Regions from separate parts of the Homo sapiens genome. Here all the other regions are linked to region 1. A link is a loop called in an ENCODE intact Hi-C map of the cell type or tissue named here. Cell type or tissue: heart left ventricle. All regions are shown on one strand. Each heading gives the region's core, and the rest is flanking DNA. Links, peaks and the distances in the headings are about the cores only.

Region 1 (4,000 bases), core at 1-4,000:
AAGACTCCGTCTCAAAAAAAAAAAAAAAAAATTCTTGGCACATAGACATTTTTTAATAAATAACAGGTATTTCTTTTACTAAGATTAAATGTGAGAGAACCAAGGTTCTCTGGAGGTTTTTCATTAAAACATTGTAACTTCATTTTAAATATTTGGAACTTTATATAGTCAATTTTAAACTCCTAAGATATTTTAATCAAAATTTATAATAAATAAATGTCTTATAAAACTTGTTAATACGTCAAACTTATGTTCATACAAAAGAAATAGTGAGGATAAATTTATTTAACACATTACACACAGTGCGATATTGTCAGGCAACGTGGCAATGATAATACTGTCAGAACCCTTGCCAAGCAGCCTGCAAAAGGGGCCCCAGCCCAGCCTCAGCAAACCCTAGGTGGCCTTGCAGAGTGCTCCCAGGAGCTTGCTTGGCAGACACCTCATTAGGAAAACAACTGAGACTGACTCCATGAGATGACCAGGGCCCCTTGAAACTGGAATGGGTAGGTAAAAGGAAGACAGTACATACATAATAAAAAAACTTCTTATATACCAGTTAGAAGGAATGAATAGATTATACAAACTAGATGGTATTTAAAACAGTTATAAGGAGAAAAAAGAGAAGTATGTATATCATGACACCTTTTGTGTGTGTGTTTAAAAAAAAACACACATAAAACAATACTAGATTAAAGTATAAAAGCAGACTAAAAGTTGAGGGGGGAAGGTGAGGGAAAATGGGACCAGGATAGGTAACAGGGAACTCCAGCTTTATTTTTTTAATATAAAAGACTTAAAGGAATTTATTAACATTTCCTTCCAGCGGGGGAATATATTAGGTTTATTTTATCCTATGTACTCCTCTGCATTTTAAAATTTCTAAAAATAAATGACAAAAATATAAAAGCTAAAGACTAGCTTACAGGGCAGCAAAAGGTAGGGGTTGATGCCATATTCCCCTTATAATTTGGTTAAAACCAATACACTAATTTTTCCCTTCAGTTAAACTGACCTAAGTACGTATATATTTTTTGAAACATAGGACCATCTGGGCCACCTTTGACAAATATTTTTATTTAGCAAATACATAGAGCATCTATGGTATGTCTAGCACTATAGAACTCAGGGGTGGAAAACTCGGAGTTCTCAAAGTGTAGACAGAAACTCAATGTATGCATTGTCCAGTCCTGGTGTGTGAGGAAAAAACCTAGGGAAAGCTATGGTAAACTGAACTAAAGTTCAAAAATGTTTCAAAACACTATGCTAACCAAACTAAATACAACAGTAAGCCAAACTCTCCCACGACTGCAAATTTCCAGTCTCCATGGTAGATGCTAAGATAGGACTTAACTCATGGAAACCCATGCTAACCACCTGTTATGAAAACGTTACCTCCAGCAGCTTTTCTAGTAATTGTCATGACAGGGTAAATGAAAAGAATCACCTTAGCACTTGGAAAAAATGAGTAATTATTTATTGCATAAAGGAGGAAAAACAAGTTAACAGTCAGGATGGGCAAAGTGTACATAACCACAGAGGTGGGTAGCATGGATTTACCTGATTTTAGTTCAACAGCTTCATAGATCTAAGCTTCAAAAATGGCAGATGCACCGTGTGTGTTATTCGGGCCAAACATGTGTAATGGAATGCTAAGTGGAGAGAAAAGGTCAGAGAAGTGATAGGCACCCTGAGGCCGTCATTCTTTATCTGTTCAAATAGTTACCTCATTTTGGCTTTTGGCCCTGGGGGGCAGGCTCCGGAGCCTCAGGTGCGTCAGAGTTAAGCTGTTTCCCACCCCGGAACACGCACCGGCATTTCAGCCTTCACTTGCTCAACTCCAGAGCCAGGACGCTCCAGAGAGGACAGAGGGAGCTCCCTAGTGGCCAGAGCCTGCAGTTCAGCCCCTCCGCCCTTCCTCTGATCACACAGTCAGGCTGACTGAGAAAGAAACAAGAAGCAACACAGGGCCGGCTGGAGCCAGGGAGCATGAGGGGCGTCTCTGGGAGAGGGAACCCGTGGCCCAACTTTCTTCCCAAATCACCAGATTGTGGAAGAAGCATGTGGAAGAGGAAAAAGTCCATCTCCCCGCCCCACAATCTGTTCAACTTTTTTTAGTAGTTCTGTGACTTTAATCATTAGTATTCAGTGATAAGAATCCCAGAGTGATGTTTTGTCATCTGAATTTTCCAAACGCGAGTATAAATTGGCTTTCTCTCGTGGAATTGGTACTTTTGTTTTCTGATTAGGAAATTAAATTGAGTTTTGTTTCTTTAATTTTTTAATCTGGTGTGTTGTTTTCATTAATTCCAGAAGTGGAAAGCTAAATAACCATTTAGAAGCTGCTATTCATGAGGCCATGAGTGAACTGGACAAAATGTCTGGGACTGTAAGTTAATTTATTTTTCCATTATACTACGTTTCTTTGAAAATAAATTGTGTTACACTTTTTGGTAAAGTCTCTTGAGTATTGTCAAACAACTCACATAGCAATACTAAATTACTAGCCTAGAAAAAAAAGACAAATATTAGAAAAGATTCAAAGTCATTTAAGAAAAAGAAACCTACCACATTAACTATGTCTTTCTTCCTGAGATAAGTAATTTTGTTTTGCCACATAACGTTCGTTTAAAATATGAGCAGCAAAATATTGAAGTTCAAACCACAGCTTTCTGCACTTGACTCTGTGAATGGCCATGGCCATTACTGTTGCTTATATATGTAGTAATGCAAACTTTGTTCTGTCCATTGAACCAAAAAGACAGTGGGGTCAAGATCAAGAGTATATAGACCTCTCATATCCCATTTTTATTGAACTGTGCATATAATAGCATTGAGTGTGAGAAGTTTAATCGTTATGCTCCAGTTCACATATTGACTGATGTAAATACTTAAAATATAATTTTGGTAATCTGTTAAAAATGTGAATTGTCTAAGGCTATTTAGCATGAAAAATAATTTCTTTTATTTGACCTTATGTTACAAGGTTATCTGAATCCCAACAAACCATCCAATGACAATTGAATGATGGGATTAGTATAGGTTTTAGAGATTTTGTAATCCAACCAAACCATCATTTCGCAGATGGGTGAATTGAAGCCCTGAGACATTAAATTTCCTGATAAAATTATAGGAAAGATCTAGATTGGGGATTATAAACTCAAATGTTTTCTAGGGCCAGGCAAATTATATCAGTAAGTAAAGTGGGCCAGGTATGACAGCAGTTGGAATGGATGAGAAATGCCAGTGAAGATCCATGGGTTAGGGTAGGCTACCAATCTAGAGGCTCAGCACAGTATAAGCCATTACCCACTTGAGTCTGGTGCTGGTTGAGGAAGGGTTGCTCCACACCAGGGCACAGATTCTTTCTGTATCTAGTGACCACCTCTCTTAGGACCTCAGAGTGCTCCATTATATCCTTTGCATTTTGCCTTGAAGGTAAAAGAAAAGAGCGTGCTAAGAATACTGCCAGCATAGGTTTTATGAGCCAGACCTGGAAGCTCATTCTGTTGACTTTCCACTGACCTGACCTAATCATATGGCCTTCTTAACTCAAGTAGAATAGGAAATAGAACATAGAATGTGCCTGCCCAGGAAAAAGAGAAAATGAGTTTGGCCATCATCTCTCTAGGCTCTGCCTCGGGACATTTGGTCCTGGTGGAAATCAGGTAGTTGAGAGTAATAAGGATCAGGGCAACCTGGGAGTCATGTGCTCTCTCCAGAAGGCATTCCTTCCATGCTCCAGCAGATCTTAGACATCTGGGAAATTGTGTTCATGTTGCAAGATCTTTCCATTTTTCATATAAAACTAGAAGTCTAGAAGTAAATTTTCTCATTTTTATGGGTTGACAACTGTTTTAAAAAATATTAAAGTGCCATATGGCTAAACAAAATACCATTTCAGCCACATTTGGTCCACAGATTACTAGTTTGCAGTCTCAGTTATAAAAAGTTTCTTTCCTCAGTTATAAAAAGTTTTGGCTCTTTACTACAGAATAGT
Region 2 (8,632 bases), core at 2,195-6,194, 520 kb before region 1:
TTGAAGTTTGGTCAATTTACCAAATACCTCTCTGCTTGCTGACTAGCAATGGTATACAATGACCTGCCCAAGATGACATAGCTTACTTAACAGCAGCAGTAGCTGTTAGGTCTATTGACTCCCAATCAGAGGTTGGTTAGTCTCAACTGGCATGAAAAAAAACCCTGCAAACATCAGAAAGTTCATCAAAATCATCACTGGGCTTTTCTTTAGGAGACAAAACATAGCAGAGGAATACATTCTGAAAGAACACGGTTATTATAACAGATGTTCAATACCAACAATTCACTTCTCTTTGAATGTCTATGTGTACAATTTGTATTTTTTTCTGTACACATCTTTATTTTTAAGATCATAAACTTTCTTCCCATCGCTAAAAAGGAATACATGTTTCGTACAGAAACTCTGGAATTTTAATTAGGAATTGTGCAGATAAAATGGTAAAAAATGGAATCAGAGAATCTTTCTCCTCTAATAAAACAAAACAAAAAACTGTTAAACAGAAATACTTTAGCAGTAACTAAACAAAGAGACAAGTTAATAATAAACAAGCCTAGAAAATTCTACAGGAGTTCTCCATAGTTCCTAACTTTAACCTCACTCTTAAAAGCTATACTTGCATCAATAAAATCTCCTAAACTCTCATCAATGTATCAAATATGAAAAGAAGAAAACTGATAAAAACTGTAATTCAATTATTAAATTTCAAGCCTAAAAAAAAGAATTCACTGGGACTCAGCCTGAAAAACACCTACAAGGGAGAAAAAAATGCTAAAATATGGTGTCATAATATCTACAAAGTTCTGAGAGAGAGACCAAGACTCATACCTAGCAAAGATGTCACTCACATATAAAGGTAACAGGTATAGCCTTATCAAATAAGAATGAACTTATTTAGTACACAGAGCCAATAAAGCCTTGTGTGGAGTGTGTGTGTTGCAGGAGGATATGGGGAACTCAATGACAAAATCCAGCCAACTAAAGCATAATTAAAAACACAATTTTATACAGACACACACACACATACACACACACACACACACACACACTAGTGACCTTTGAATCCACTAAAATAAAAAACTAAAACCAAAAAAAGGTAAATAATTATAGTAGCAGGTGGAAACATAAGTCGTTACACAGTGAAAATAATCATTCAACAAAAAAATGAAAAAAAAGTGGCATGAATGCATACGGTTGCTAATTTCATTCTTCAGAGTAGAAAGAAAATGTCTAAACTTAAAACATGAAGTGTAAAAAAGGAACTTAAAACTATTTTTTTTTTAGACCCAGGGTCTCACTGTATTGCACAAGCTGGATTTGAATTCCTGGGCTCAAGAGATCCTTCCGTCTCAGCCTCCTAAGTAGCTGGGTCAACACCTTGAGCAGCTTGAAACTTTTTTTAACCTAAGATTGAGATCTTTAAAAAAAAAAAAATCTCTTGGGTTTAATAAATATCTAAAGTCCAGCAATTCCTATAATTTTTATTAGGTTAAAAATGTGGCCTGCCTACACACACACATACTTTTTCAACCAAAATGGGCTCTATTTCATAATATTTGTCATTTAAAAGAACAAGAACTTTCCATATATAGATATATATATGTGTGTGTGTGTGTGTATATATATACACACACACACACACACACAAAAAGTAACATATTTTAAATTATTTTTTCTACAGCTACCATAAGGTAAAAAACAAAAATAAGAATTAGTGGATCAAATTGTTTAAGAAAAAGAACCATGTACCTCAGCTGGATAATCAAAAGTACTCTAGTATTATGAGCATCTTACTAGTAATTACGACGCCAGGAGCTGTAACACTGTGTACCCAAAAAAAAGCATTTAAGGAGAAAACAGGTGTGAACATGTCCGATTTATTTAGTTTCAAAGTTGTCCAAGCACAGGTCAAAGAGGTAACAACAAACAATTTTTCCTATCTTTCATATAAATGGTCAGTAAGGTGGCTGGTGCAAAATAACCCTCTGGAATAAGAAAGTATTGTAGGCTGGGCACAGTGGCTCCCACCTGTAATCCCAGCACTTTGGGAGGCCGAGGCGGGCAGATCATGAGGTGAGGAGATCGAGACCATCCTGGCTAACATGATGAAACCCCATCTCTACTAAAAATACAAAAAATTAGCCAGGTGTGGTGGCCGGCGCCTATAGTCCCAGCTACTTGGGAGGCTTAGGCAGGAGAATGGTGTGAACCCGGGAGGCGGAGCTTGCAGTGAGCCAAGATAGAGCCACTGCACTCCAGCCTGGGCAACAGAGCGAGACTCTGTCTCAAAAAAAAAAAAAAAAGAAAGTATTGTAATATGTTTACCTATAAATATCTATCCAAAAAATAAGAGCTAAATTAAACTTAACTAATATTTAATATATACATTGACAAATTTTACTTGGTCTCTGTATCAGCAGGTCAAGTCATGTTACTCAACCCAGACGCCCTAAGGAAAGGGAAGAGTTCAAGATCAATAACAAGAAGGGGTTCCGAGTGGCACCATCACATATTCATTTACTGTCAGCTCATTAATACACAATGTAGGTATATGAATCCAGTTTGGAGACATTACTGAATCCAGCTGACTTACTGAATTTTTTTTTTTTTTTGAGACAGAATCTCGCTCTGTCGCCCTGGTGGGAGTGCAAGGTTGCAATCTTGGCTCACTGCAACCTCCGCCTCCTGGGTTCAAGCTATTCTCCTGCCTCAGGAGATAGGAGCTGGGATTACAGGCATGTGCCACCATGCCTGGCTAATTTTTGCATTTTTAGTAGAGATGGGGGTTTCACCATGTTGGCCAGGCTGGTCTCGAACTCCTGACCTCAAGTGATCCACCCACCTTGGCCTCAGTTGGGATTACAGGCCTGAATCACCACGCCCAGCCTCACTTGCTGAATTTAAAGATGTTATTATTTTTAAAATGTAAGTGAAATAATCTCAGCTGTTCCAACTGCAGCTTTTTCCTGGAATGAAAAATGGCTGCCTGTCAACAGCATGCTGCTTAGTAAATAAAAAACAAAAAGCAAAAAAAAAAAAAAGATTTACTTCATCTGGAATTTTAAAATAAAAGTAGGAAAGAAACTGCTTTTTAGAAGAAATTTGTGTTATAGGGCATTTTGAAAATGTTTCCAACACTGATTTTATAGCCAAAAATTAGGTGTTACCTATAAAAATTCTCATATCTATACACTTAAAACATTTATAAACATAACTTTTTATTCTATTCACAAATATTTCTGTAAATAATGTAAGTTTTATATGTGTTGACCTAAAAGGAAAGAAGTTGAGGCAAAATTAATAACATACATAGAGAGTTCATTTGAGCCAAGCTTGAGGGTTGCAACCAAGGAGCATAAATTCAAGTTGCCCTGAATATGCTCATTAGCAGCAGTAACAAGTAGATTTTTAAAGAGAAAAAGAAAAATAAAAAGGCACGCTCTGAGTTGTTCACCAAGAATCTACATTAAAATAACAAACTATCCATTGGCTACAGAGTGGCAGGGGGTAGGGAGTTGGGGTGGAGTATGGGGGCATAACTGAAGTCCCATACTACTCACATCTCTCTGGGCCTGCATACCTCAGAGCTCAGACTGTTCTGAGCATTTTTTGTTTTCTCATACCCATTTGTTAAAAATATAAAAACATACCACTTTTCGGCTGGGCGCAGTGGCTCACACCTGTTATACCAGCACTTTGGGAGACTGAGGTGGGCAGATCACTTGAGGTCAGGAGTTTGAGACGAGCCTGGCCAACATGGTGAAACTCCATCTCTACTAAAAATACAAAAATTAGCCAGGTGTGGTGGCACGTGCCTGTAATCCCAGCTACTCAGGAGACTTGAGGCAGGAGAACTGCTTGAACCCAGGAGGCGGAGGTTGCAGTGAGCCAAGATCGCCAACACTGCACTCCCACCAGGGCAATAGGGCGAGACTCATCTCAAAAACAACAACAATAGGAACAACAACAACAAGAAACAAAAACCATGCACCACTTTCCAAGAACACTAATTTATATCAAGTTTTTCTTAGTTTGGAATAAGAACTAACACATCAAGAGAAGATGAAATTGGCTAACAACTCCTACAAAAACCTTGGTAAAATTAGTGGATGAGACTAGAAAATATAATTCAAAAATACACAAATGATCATGTATTATTTTCTCTAATACCCTTACTTTGAGGCAAAACCTTACAGCTCCAGCAGATGGGGGCATTACTTTGTGAAAAGAACTCTTAGTAAATTAAAAAGATGTTTAATACTGCTTTCTTTCCAGATGGTGGCAGAAGAAAACACCGAAAACAATACCACTACCCCACTCCCTTTATTAGAAAAAAGTTAAAATACAAATTCTATTACTGTTTACCTAGGACCTAACTTCACACGGCTGACATTTCTCAAAGATAGGTAAGTATGGACAAAATTTCAGAACTTTGCCTCTCTTCAGTTCGATAAAATGTTCTTGATTTGCTAGCTAAACAGTCAAATAACGTAAAATGAAAGGTATTTTAGGAGAAATTTGAAGGTGGTTTCCATGTTTTGTTACTGTCCTTTGAGATGAAACTGAGGCAAGAAAAATACATTTAAGCTGTTTTTCAGTCCATCAGAATTAGTTTTCATTCTTTTTTCTCCCCCAGTTGGATTGTTTGTACAGAGGTAAAGATTAAAATAGAGTTAAAAGAATGGTTGAGTGTGGGGAGAAATAAGGGCCAATACTGATATATATTCCAAGTTAGAAAATAAGTAAACTCTGTTAGTTCTTCCTAAAGAGATCAGCTCAAAAATGCTATCTATATCAAGTTGGGGCACAGCCTCTGGTGAGATGTTTCCTTGAGTTCTCCAGAGCTGAAGAATAATTCCACACAAATCAACTTTTGGACCACAGGTGAATAAACCATGGTAATTACTGACAGTTTTGTAAAATCTTTTTTTCCTCCTCATTTGTTGCCAGTGAATATTAAAAGGACACAATTTACTTAAGGACACATTCAGATTAAATGATTCCAAGGTTTGATAACCTTTAGTTAAGTAATATGATGCCATGATATTTTCTCATTGATATTAAAATGAAGAAAAATATTTTATAATGTCTTGGTACTTAAACTGATTAAATAATTGAAAAGGCTTGCAATTCTCCAGAAAAGCCATGTTCTCTCTAACCTCTGAATTTCAGTAATCTTCACTAGTACATGGCAGTATGTCTGGAATCATATATACACAGACACACACAACCACACATACATATATATACACACATATGAATATAAACGTATATACATATATATCTTTTTTTTTTTTTTTTGAGCTGGACTTTCACTCTGTCGCCTGGCTGGAGTGCAGTGGCACCATCTCAGCTCACTGCAACCTCCACCTCCAGGGTTCAAGCGATTCTCCTGCCTCAGCCTCCTGAGTAGCTGGGATTACAGGCATGCGCCACCACGCTCGGCTAATTTTTGTATTTTTAGTAGAGATGGGGTTTCACCATATTGGCCAGGCTGGTCTCGAACTCCTGACCTGGTGATCCGCCCACCTCAGCCTCCCAAAGTGCTGCTGGGATTACAGGCGTGAGCCACTGCACCCCATACATATATATCTTTTAATAAGTGTACTTACTTTATAAAGTACCTATTAGAGCCTTGATATTCATGAATAAGCCAATAAAGTTGTTTTCAAGAACATGGGAGGTAAATAGTTATGAAATAAACAACCCCCAGAAGGATAATCAGAGAGTTAATACTATGATATGTTCAGTAAAGAAAGACATTTAGAAATTACTACAGTTGGCCGGGCATGGTGGCTCACACCTGTAATCCCAGCACTTTGGGAGGCTGAGGCGGGTGGATCACCTGAGTTCAGGAGTTTGAGACCAGACTAGACAACATGGTGAAACCCCGTCTCTACTAAAAATACAAAATTAGCCAGGTGTCGTGGTGCGTACCTGTAATCCCAGATACTCGGGAAGCTGAGACAGGAGAATCGCTTGAACCGGGGAGGCGGAGGCTGCAGTAAGCGGAGATTGCACCACTGCACTCCAACCAGGGCAAGACAGAGCAAGACTCCGTCTCACAAAATGAAAAAAAGACATTACTACAGTTGTTTTGATTATTAACCATGGAATACACCTTGTAAATGATACAAAGTATCAATTCTGCAGTAGTGTTGATGAATGAATAAAAAAGAAATACTAGTTGGAGGACTTCTTTAAAGTATACGTCTTAAAATGCATTTACTTCTGAATTATATAGGCTAACAAAAGAACTAACACAAATTTGCAACGTATTTAGAAATCCTTTAGAAGCTTTGGAAATGCATTATATGATCTTACTGGCACTGACATAACTACATCTTAAATATTATAGTGATCAACAGTAGTCTATGTTCTCTGAGCACATGGAAGTAGGCTACCTTCAGGATTTAAGCTTGTGAATCCAAGCTAATGTGTTTAATTGGATGGATAAATAGTATAAGGGCGACAGACACTTGAATCAACGAAAACTTTTTTTTGTTTTTGGTTTAAGAGATGGGGCTTCCCTCTGTCAACTAGGGCAGTGGCACGATAATAGCTCACTGAAGTCATGAACTCCTGGCCTCAAGCAATCCTCCTGACTCAGCCTCCTAAATAGCTGGGATTACAAGTGTGAGGTACTGCCCCTGACAAAAATATCATTTTTGTGAAGGATGGTTGCATTATATGGGACACAAGATTTAAGACTAGGGCACTAAAATTGGTGGGTGAGAAGGCACATGTAGACAAATTTTCCTTGAAAAGCCCCAAACTACACATAAATTACAGAACTGTACTTTCTTGCAATATCAATTACTTCAGGGTATATGTTCATTTGAGAAGAATAATGAATAGAATACTGTCCACTATTCAAATAAATTTTTCCTTTGCCACGTTTACAGACTTGAGTTTACTTAAATGTAAGTATGATACTGCTAGGGCTAAGGAAATGATACTCCAAAATAAAGTCCTCCAAAGCAGCTCTCTCTGACCATCTCCTAACTTCCTGTCTCTGGCCTCTCATTCTCCTGAGGCTAGCCACTGAAACTACCATCCCTCGTCCCCAAGGTAGTCCACAGAAACCAGAACTCCCTTTCCCCAAAGCCAGCCACAGAACCTAAATATATTACTCTAATGTTCCCTGCCCTCATCTTTCTGTGTAAAAACTAACTATAAAGACATATCTGACCTATTCTGTTTGATTGTAGGTCATAGGATCCCCATTCCAGAAAGGGTGCTGTTCCATACCCGGAAGGAAAGAATGCTGCACAGAGAGGCCAAGAAGAATCTATACAGACAGGCAGGCCTTGCTGGGTTTCCCCACTCAGTATATGGCTGTCCAGACTTTGCTGAACCTAAGCATACCAATGGGCAGTTTTCTCCTATATCTTTAGGTCTTTATTCTGAAGGCTCCCATGTCACGTAACACCAAGATCAAATAAAATCATATGCCCTTTCTCCTATTAATCTGCCTTTTTTCAGCTGATTTTCAAAGAACCTTCAGAGGCTGAAAGGGAAGTTTTTTCTTGGCCCCTACAATATGCTACAACTCCAGTAAGTTAATTAGTAAATATTAAACTATTTTTGGAAGGAAAAAAAACTGAAAATAACATTGCTTTAGAGATAAATTATTTAAGAATTGCTAGAAATTACCCTAGAAATTATCCTAGAAAAATCTTAAAATTTTCCCTAAAAACTTTTAGGAATAATACATTGTTTCTAATGAGACCCTTCAGCTTATGCAAAAAGCACAGGAGACTAAATTCTAGAGTCAACGAAACGATATTCTCCAATTCTGTTTTGCTAATGAATATGTTGTCCATCCCCCCATCAGCATGCTTAGGTAATCTTGCAAGGATAAATGGAAATGTCAGTTGACATTTACAATGAAATAGGATTTTTAGACAGTTGTGCTTTTTGGGTGGGAAAAGGAGAGCTAAAAATTAGGGGGTTGGGGGCTTAAAAAAGACAGCATTATATGGCTTAGAACTTTGGTACCCTACCTTCATCCTTTTCTGCAATCCCTTTTACTCCCCAAAGTTAAAAGGCTATCAATGGGACAATAATTGATGATCAACTATGAAGAAATAGGCTCAAATACACTGTTTTATTATATTTTTATCATTCTTTATATACCTTTTCTCATCATTCTTTGTCCCAATAGTATGCTATGATTATGCACGTAGAAAATCCCAAAATAACAACAAAATCACTGGAACTAATAAACTACTGTAGAAAGGTTGCAGGATACAAGGTTAATATACAAATTGTCAACTTCCTTCCTATGTATCAGTAATGAACAACTGAAATTAGAAATTAAAATAATACCATATACATTAGCAACAACAACAAAAAACATTCACCAAAAATGTAGATATAAATCTAACAAAATATGTACAAGATCTCTATGAGGATCACTATAAAACTCTGATTCAAGAAATCAAAGAAAGTCTAAATAAATGAGATCATTCAAGAGTAGAAAAAAATTCGTATTGTTAAATGTCAGTTCTTCCAACCTTGATCTATAAATTCAATGCAATCCCAATCAAAATTCTGGATAGTTATTTTGTGGATATGACAAACTGATTTTAAAGTATACACAGAAAGACCCAGGAGAACCAACACGATA
Region 3 (8,632 bases), core at 41-4,040, 570 kb before region 1:
GCTACTCAGATTTGCATTTATATTTTGTCTGTCTCTATTTTTGCTTTGCTATGTAAAAAGGTAACACAGCTGTAACAGAGGGAGGCAGAAAAAGACCCTTGAGTCAACTAGACATATTCAGCTGATCCTGTAAGTAAAGGATTCAGCAGGCTAGTATGGACATGGAGGAGAAGGGACAGGCTCCTGTTTCCTCTAAGAAGTCTGACTGAGACTGTCACAACCTTCTTCCATCTTCCCCATCTTAATAGGGCTCTTTCTTGTCTACTTCCTCTTATCCTTAATATTCACCTATTATATCTTTTCTAACCTTGAGTGTTGTGTTAGGTACGTTATTAGGTTATGAAAAAAAAAACCATTAAATCATGATATACTAACCATTAAATAATGATACACTGAAATAGATTCCTGAGGATTCTATTATATTCTTACAACTCACTGTAAAAAACATCACTGGAACATATTCTCTATGTATCACATAAATTCTTCTGATAGAGAAACAGCTCAGATACCTTCATATCTGAACATGAGAAAATACTGGAGGCTGCAGGTGTTAAGAGCTGAATAGAACTGTGCAGATTTAAAACATTTCTAAATAGCAAAATACTTCATAATTGAAAATTCAGAAATGAGCAGCTACAAATTATTGAGAATTTAAATGCAGGCTGGGCGCAGTGGCTCACGCCTGTAATCCCAGCACTTTGGGAGGCCGAGGTGGGCGGATCATGAGGTCAGGAGTTTGAGACCAGCCTGACCAACATGGTGAAACACTGTCTCTACTAAGAATACAAAAATTAGATGGGCATAGTGGTGCACGCCTGTAATCCCAGCTATTCAGGAGGCTGAGGCAGGAGAATCGCTTAACTTGGGAGGCAGAGGTTGCAGTGAGCCAAGATTGCGCCCGCCACTGTACTCCAGCGTAGGCGACAGGAGACTCCATCTCAAAAAAAAAAAAAAAAAAAAAATTTAAATACTTGGGTAACCTTTCCATTTTCACAGCTCTCACAAAATAAGACTATTAGGGGAAAAAAACCCTCCAGTATTGTAAAATACTTTTCCTGTTTCTTTGAAGAAATGGCAATGCTCTGTACTCATTTTTGTTGCTACAAGAAATGAAATTCTGGTTACTAGGGCCTATAAGGGATGCCAATGGACTTGGGGAATCCACTGTTTTAAAAGTTTCTTTCCTTAAAATCTTCAAGAGCTGCACTGTCCACGCTAGGCTACTGAGCACTTCAATGTGTGACTCAATTTTTTTTTAAACTTAAAAATGGATATTTAGTTCTATTAGAAAATTCTGAGCATGTTTAGAACAATTTCAAAATGTAAATTTACTTTCTCAGCTATACATTTTATGGAATCTAAACAGCAAGAATTTCCAGTAAACATTTAGGCCATTGAGATGTGCTTAAATATAATGTACACCAAATGTTAAAGACTTAATTCAAAAGAATGTAAAATACCTTACTGTTCTTCTATAATGATTATAGAATGACACATTTTTGATATGTTGCATTAAATATATAATTAAAATTAAACCTTTTTATTTTTCTTACAGGTACTAGAAAATTTAAAACTACATTACATGGCTCACATTATCTTTGTAGTGGACAATGGTAATCTACATGAAGTCCTGAAGTTGTAAAACTCATGACTCAGCCCCCAAATAACACTTTCTCTGTATGCCCTCACAGGCCAATAAGATTTTGTCTTTTAAGTTTCTTAATGGCTCTAATTTTCATTGTTTTCTCCTTTTACTGCTGAGATTATAAAAGCCAATCCTTGGGTTGGAAAGGGAAAGGTTATATCACACACTATACTGAATAGTTGTTTTCGGGATGCAAGTGCTCTGAAGAGACAGCAGAGGGCAGTATACCTCCACAAACTAAAACAACCGGTCACTTCCTCAGATTTTTCCAAAATATTTCATTTTTAGATAATTTTCTTGTTTTGAAAAAAATCTCTATAATACTTAATGTTTAAAAATGAAAGTGCAATTTTAATACATAATCAAATTGGATGTAAAAAATATACTTGTCTGTAGAAAAATGACAGCAAACTAAATCTTACCTTCATGACAACAGGTTTTTCAAAATTATAAACGGAATGTGCTTTCCTTTGAACAAACTTCTGAAACTCTGAGTAGAAAGCAATGACAACATTATACCTTCAAATAAGCAGTGGGGAAGAGTCAGAAAAAAGCTACTTAAGTCTCATCTCACCATTATAGACCATTTGAAAATTAAATGGCTCTTCCTCATAGATGTCATTTAAATGTTTCATTGCTATTATAAGACAGATTTCCAAGACTGATAGACCTACAGTAAAAGGGAAAAAAAACTATCAGTTTAATGACATATAAGACTGAAATAACTGTTCTCCAAAGAATACAATATAGTGAAAGATCTATGGTTCTGAGGGGTGAAGAAGGTCAAGATTCTTCTAGATTTCAATGTGTTTCAATTATCTATATAAATTTAAGTTACTTAACCTCCCTGAGCTTAGTTTTTTTCCTATCTGCAAAATAAGGATATTTTTAAACTTTTAGAAATGTCACAAAGATTGGCGAAATATTATCAGGCACTCACCATATGGCCCACAGTAAACAAAATAAACTTCAATTGTTATGTGACTTTAAATCACACAGGGCCTTTGCGTAGGATTTATCTAGAGACTTCCTAAACTCCTGGAAATTATATCCAAATCTGTGTATTCCTTTTTTCCCCGGAGAGGAAAAGGTTCATTACATTTGGAAAAGGAAATAACAAACCCAAAATGACTGAAACCCAGAGAATGCTCTTCAGTAGTTCTTGATACAATGATAACATCAGCAACACAGTCTTACCTGGATTTCCAATGTGGCAAAAGAGGCAGAGCGTCAAATTTTTTTTTCACTTTAAATGGGAGTGATAGTACCTTTAAAAGGACTAAGTTAAAGGCTATATGGATACGAAAGTATTTTATAAAGCATTATGCCCACGTTAATTGTAATTTTAAAAACATTCCATTATCTAAATTCAAAGTTTTAAAAACCACAATTTAAAAAATAAGGCTGGGTTCTCACCATGTACAATATTTGCTTTCGAGTCCATGCTACACAGTTGGCTTGCTTCCATTAGATCTACGGCAGTCATAAATGGGTGCGATGCTGTTACTCGATTTAAAGCAAGCATCTAGGGAAAGACAGATCAGAAAAACAATTACGTATTTACATGGGCATTTTGGAGATACTGTGCAAAACTTCTGAATTTGTATAGTTAATTCTTAAGGGAGAGTAAATATTAATGCTTAGGAAGGTATTCTCAAATTCAGTTGTATTAAAATACAGTATTTCAATTTGTGTGTCACATAACTGCAGATGTAAAGCATAAAAAAAGTTCCTGCTGCTCTCTCTAACCCATCCCAGTTGCATAACTTGTTTACTTACTGCTTGGAAGAACAATGTTTAAAGAGGAGTAGGTCAAGGAGAAGAAACTGAAAATAATTAAGAATACTTACTAATAAAAGCCCCAAACACAAGCCCAAAAGGCAGATCTACGCCTTACTTGTTAACTTTTTCACCACCCAATCATCCAGCCAGGTTAGTATTAATTTAGACAGAAGTTAGCTGTTTTATGTTCAATTGTACAAAAAAGAAAAGAAAATAGCACATTTATACTCAGGAATAACTCTCCTTGAAAGCACAGTCTCCTTCTCTTGTGCTGCTTCTCTGTTCAAAAATGAACAGAGGTCCTGGACCAGAGTTGCTACTCAAGTATTTGAAGATTTCCTTCCTTCCTTCTTTATTTGTATTTTTCATGAAAGTTAAATTTGGTCATTTAGGGTTACAAGATTTAGCAGATAAAAATGCATGACCTCTGGTTAAATTTCAATTTCAAATAAACAATAAATAGTTTCTTAGTAGTATGTGCCATGCAATATTTGGGATATAATTATCCAAGAAACTCTCCTTCACCTTAACAAGGGCGCAACTGATTAGCTGGGCAGAGAGTTTGGCAATCCTTGTCCTTCATTCTCCTACTGGTTGGGACCTAGATTGCCAGTGCTCCCTCCCTTTCTCTCTCCTTTCCTTTTTCCTTTAGTTATTAATTTTTTAATTTTTATTTTTTAACTTCATTTTTCCATAAGTTATTGTGGTATGGGTGGTATTTGGTTACATGAGTAAGTTCTTTAGTGGTGATTTGTGAGACTTTGGTGAATGCATCACTTGAGCAGTATACACTGCATCATATTTGTAGTCTTTTATCCCTCGCCCCACTGGAAAACAATGTGGAGATTCCTTAAAGAACTAAAAGTAGAACTACCATTTGATACAGCCATCCCACTACAGGGCATCTACCCAGAGGAAAAGAAGTTATTATTTGAAAAAGAAAGAAGTCATTATTTGAAAAAGATGCTTGCATGTGCATGTTTATAGCAGCAAAACTCACAATTGCAAAATCGTAGAACCAACCCAAATGCCCATCAATCAACGAGTGGATAAAGAAACTGTGGTATATATATACTATGGATATGGATAAAGAAACTGTGGTATATATATACTATGGATATATGGATATATATATATATGTGGTATATATATACTATGGATACTACACAGTCATAAAAAGGAATGAACTAACAGCATTTGCAGTGACCTGGATGAGACTGGAGACTATTATTCTAAGTGAAGTAACTCAGGAATGGAAAACCAAACATCGTATGTTCTCACTGATATGATATGTGGGAGCTAAGCTATGAGGACACAAAGGCATAAATTTTTTTTAACATATACAAAGGCAACAGAGAATAATAAATATCTATGACTACTTTACCTGCTTAAGAAATATGATTTTAGAGTTGAAGCCCATCTCCTCCGGATTGGACTCTACTCTTCCCCACATAAAACAACCAAGTATGTCTATACTATTAGGTTGGTGCAAAAGTAATTGCCATTTTGGGCACTGAAAGTAATGGTAACTTTTGCACCAACCTAATACTTCTACTACATATACATGTATTATACAACAGAGTAATTTTCAACTTTTATATAAATATATTGTATCTTCACAACTCTCTTCACTGTGAGGTTTTACCCATGTTGAGGCAGTATCAATTCTGGTTTATTCATTTTTTCATTATATTTCTTTGTATATATCCACGATTATTCATTTCCTAATTTCCTATTGACAGACATCTTTCATTTCTTTTTTTTTCCCAATTATAAACAAGACTGCAATAAACAACCTTGGACATGTCTTCCTGTGCATTAGGTAACTAGACTTTCTCTAATTAGTATGTTTCTCTAGTTACCTAATTTGCTAAATAAATTGCTCTCCAAAGCACTTACACATATTTACATTGGCAGCAGCAATAAATATTAATAGTCACAGTCATGATACCATCAAGCATAATCTTTAACACCCACTAGATTGGCAAGAAAAAAAAAGTTTAATTGTAGTATTTCTCTGGTTACTGGAGAGGCTGAAAATCTGTAATCTATAATGAGCTTCCACAGTAAGACAATGACAACAAATAATGGGATGAGCTAAGAATATGAGTAAGCAGCCCTCAAAGTAGAATCCCATATGACAAAAAACAAGCCATTATTTAATTCATTACCATGAATTAAAAATGTAATAGAAAAATGGCAGAACAATGGCCGTTAATATTGACAATACTGAGGCAGAGATATTTTCCCAGATGGAGATGTGTGTGTATATATATATACATACACACATACACACACACACCCCTCCTCTAAAAATTACTAGTCCCCAAATTCCTTCATGATATGCTGAAAATGGCAGTATGCTTTTGACAATAGAAGAAAAGTAAATAGGGATAAAAAGACTTAAATTCCTCAGCAGAAGCAGCAATGAGGAAAGAAAACTTGTATATAAACATGGGTGAACCATACAGCCAAGTAGGACACAAACTTGAAGCCAGAGAGCTTTGGATTAAGTCCTGGCTTTGTTATCTACTAGTAGTGTGACCTTCGGCAAGTTACTTAGCTTTAAGGAGCCTCAATTTCTTTAGGGGTAAGAATAAAAAATAAGATTATTCCAATGGCCAGACATAATATAGGTACTACTAGCATCAACAGTACTTGGCTCATATGCCAGTCCATAAATGGTAGCTACTGTCATTATTATTCTATTATTATTAAAAATGACCTTTCTATGAAACCAAAACTATCTTGTCTTTCAAAGGTATTTGCCATAATTTTCTAGAAATATTAGACTAAAACCAAATACTCTTAGTGAAGAAAGTTAATTTTCAGAACAATTAAGTACTTCTTGTTTGATATTGGTATTATGTAAGCTTAAGATATAATTACTTGGCAAAACATCATAACCAGGTAGGATTTATTCCAGGTATATAAGGCTGGTTCAACACTCAAAAAATAACATAATCAAATATATCAACAGGTTAAAGAGAAACATGGTCATGCGAAACGATCGAGAATAAGCATTTGACAAAATCCAACACCCATTTATAAGAAACTCTCAGCAAGTTACAAACAGATGAGGATTACCTCAACCTGATAATGAACATGTATAAAAAACCTACAGCTAACATTATACTTAATGGTAAAAGTTTGAATCCTTTCTTCCTAAGACTGGGAACAAGAAAGGATGTCCACTCTCACTGCTCTAATTCAACATAACACTGGAAATTCTAGCCATTGCAAAAAAGCAAGAAAAGAAATAAAAGGCATACAGATTGGAAAGAAAAAAAAAACCGTCACTATTTGTGAAAAATGTAATGGTCTACATCAAAAGTCCCAAGGAATCTATTAAAAAACCTCTTAGAATAAGTGAGTTCAGCATAGACTATAAGTCAATCACATTTCTATATATTAATGTGTATATATATAATCAATCACATATTCTATATGTAATGAATATGTGGGAAATGTAATGAATATGTGGGAAACCAAAATTTCAAAACCCATTTACAATTGTTCTAACAAATTAAATATTGGTATACACATTAAATAAGTACATCATCTGTGTAGTAAGAGCTATAAAATGCTGATGAAAGTAATCAAACAAGAAATCAAATAAAAGGAGATATGAACCCTATTCAGAGATTGGAACACTCGATGTAGTGTTCCAATGCATGTCGATTCTCCCAAAATTTACCTACAGGTTTAATCAATTCCCATAAAAACTTAATTATCTAATGAAAGATAGAAAATGATAAAAGTAGGCTGGGCACAGTGGTTGATGCTTGTAATGTCAGCACTTAGGGAGGCAGAGGTGGGAGGATGGCTTAAGGCCAGGAGTTCGCAACCAGTCTGAGCAACAAAGTGAGACCCCGTCACTATTAAAAACAAAAACAAAGCAACAAGCAATAAAACAAAACTAATACAAACCAATAGCATGTGTAATGACCGCAGGTTTTTGCTGATATTGAAATGCTTCTGTAGTACTTCTTGCACACTTCTATCTTCTGAGAGATACTAAAAGGAAAAAAAAAAAAAAAGCCAAAATTGAGGAAAGATGTAGTTTAAAACCTAAATATAATCCTGTGCCTTACTGGTTGGTGTACCTTAGTAACTCTATCTAATATTAATTCATTATTAAATAGATGTTGGTCTTATTTGTAGAACACTAAAACCAAAATAAAGTTTCCAGTCTACTGATTTTCTTATCCTGTTCTTTACGTTAATTCAATAAACACAATGATAAAACAATCCTGGCTAACCCCAAATTCGTACTTGAATAAGGGAAACTACTACACAGTCATACTAGTGAAATGAACAAAATGCAGCACAAAAACAGAAGTGCATGAGTTACTGTACCTAGGGATACAAGGTAAAGTATTACAAAGAATGCTTAAACTGGATGAGACAAGAGATTTAAAAAAGAAGGAAGAACATTCCAGTTACAGGGAACAGCATGAGTAGCAGGAAAATTATCACATTGGCAGAAAATGAGTAGTCACGTACTGGAGTTTCAATTACTGGCAAAGTGAATGTACAAAAAGAAAAGGCAGAAAAACCTAACTGGAGGTAGCTGTCCAGACAAGAGGTAAAGTGGGTCGGAATTATCTGAGTGTTATGAAGAAAAAAGAATTAAGACGTTTATAGGAGTACATCTGGTAGAGAATTAACTGGTAGCAGAAGAGAAGGAAGGGTTTGAAAGGTAGAAGATAAAAATCAAACATGATCTATGGGAAACAAAATGGCCTGTGAAAAGTGAAATGTGGTCAAAAAATGAATCTTGGATTATTAATATTTAAGTAGTAGGTGGGAAAAGAGAAAAACTAAGAAATTAAGAAAGATACCAAAGACTGGAAGAGAATCTAAGACAGAGTAGAGATCTAGAAAACAAGGGAACAAAGTTTTAAGAGAGAAGTGAGGTTCAACAATATAAACTACTTTGTAAAAAGATATATTTGAGAAGAGGCTAATGGCTTTAGAAATTCAAAGATCACCACAGCCCTTTGAGAAAGTACCATCTAAAGAGGCAAGTGACTGCAGTAATTAGGGTTGAATGGAAGGTGAGGAACACTGGCATTGAAGAAAAGATTAGATGAAAAAAGAGTAAATTCAGAAGTAGCAGAGCCAAGAAAGGCCTGGAAAAGATTGTCATAATTTTTCAAAAATCATCTGCATGGAATAAGGATTCTTTTAAAAAAAAAAAAA

Evidence for each region. A loop is a pair of places that touch in the nucleus more often than their neighbours do. Peaks named below come from ENCODE experiments on the same cell type or tissue, not always from the same donor. Only the 100,000 strongest peaks of a DNase experiment are listed, where the experiment ranks them.
Region 2: it touches region 1 in a loop (4-fold over the local background); 60 of 110 quality-filtered maps call a loop at or near these places.
Region 3: it touches region 1 in a loop (6-fold over the local background); 76 of 110 quality-filtered maps call a loop at or near these places.

Annotation. Positions count from the first base shown.
Region 1 is chr2:148,507,747-148,511,746 of GRCh38, forward strand. It overlaps MBD5 (methyl-CpG binding domain protein 5), which reads left to right. Exons shown (of 14, transcript NM_001378120.1): 13 at 2,314-2,389. Among named protein-coding and RNA genes, the nearest start is that of EPC2, 140 kb to the right of the region's middle. In heart left ventricle, for the core only: a CTCF peak has its summit at 1,890 (motif pointing left); a DNase peak (open chromatin) is centred at 1,895; H3K4me3 peaks cover 846 bases; H3K27ac peaks cover 440 bases.
Region 2 is chr2:147,985,766-147,994,397 of GRCh38, forward strand. All of the region lies in intron 1 of ORC4 (origin recognition complex subunit 4), which reads right to left. It overlaps LOC105373674 (a long non-coding RNA gene), which reads left to right. Exons shown (of 5, transcript XR_007087258.1): 3 at 2,418-2,543; 4 at 4,276-4,406; 5 at 7,212-7,470. Among named protein-coding and RNA genes, the nearest start is that of ORC4, 31 kb to the right of the region's middle. In heart left ventricle, for the core only: CTCF peaks have their summits at 4,219 (motif pointing right) and 4,424; no DNase peak of the experiment used is centred there.
Region 3 is chr2:147,936,079-147,944,710 of GRCh38, forward strand. It overlaps ORC4 (origin recognition complex subunit 4), which reads right to left. Exons shown (of 14, transcript NM_181741.4): 10 at 7,358-7,444; 11 at 3,062-3,170; 12 at 2,220-2,315; 13 at 2,068-2,135. Among named protein-coding and RNA genes, the nearest start is that of ORC4, 80 kb to the right of the region's middle. In heart left ventricle, for the core only: a CTCF peak has its summit at 1,847 (motif pointing right); no DNase peak of the experiment used is centred there.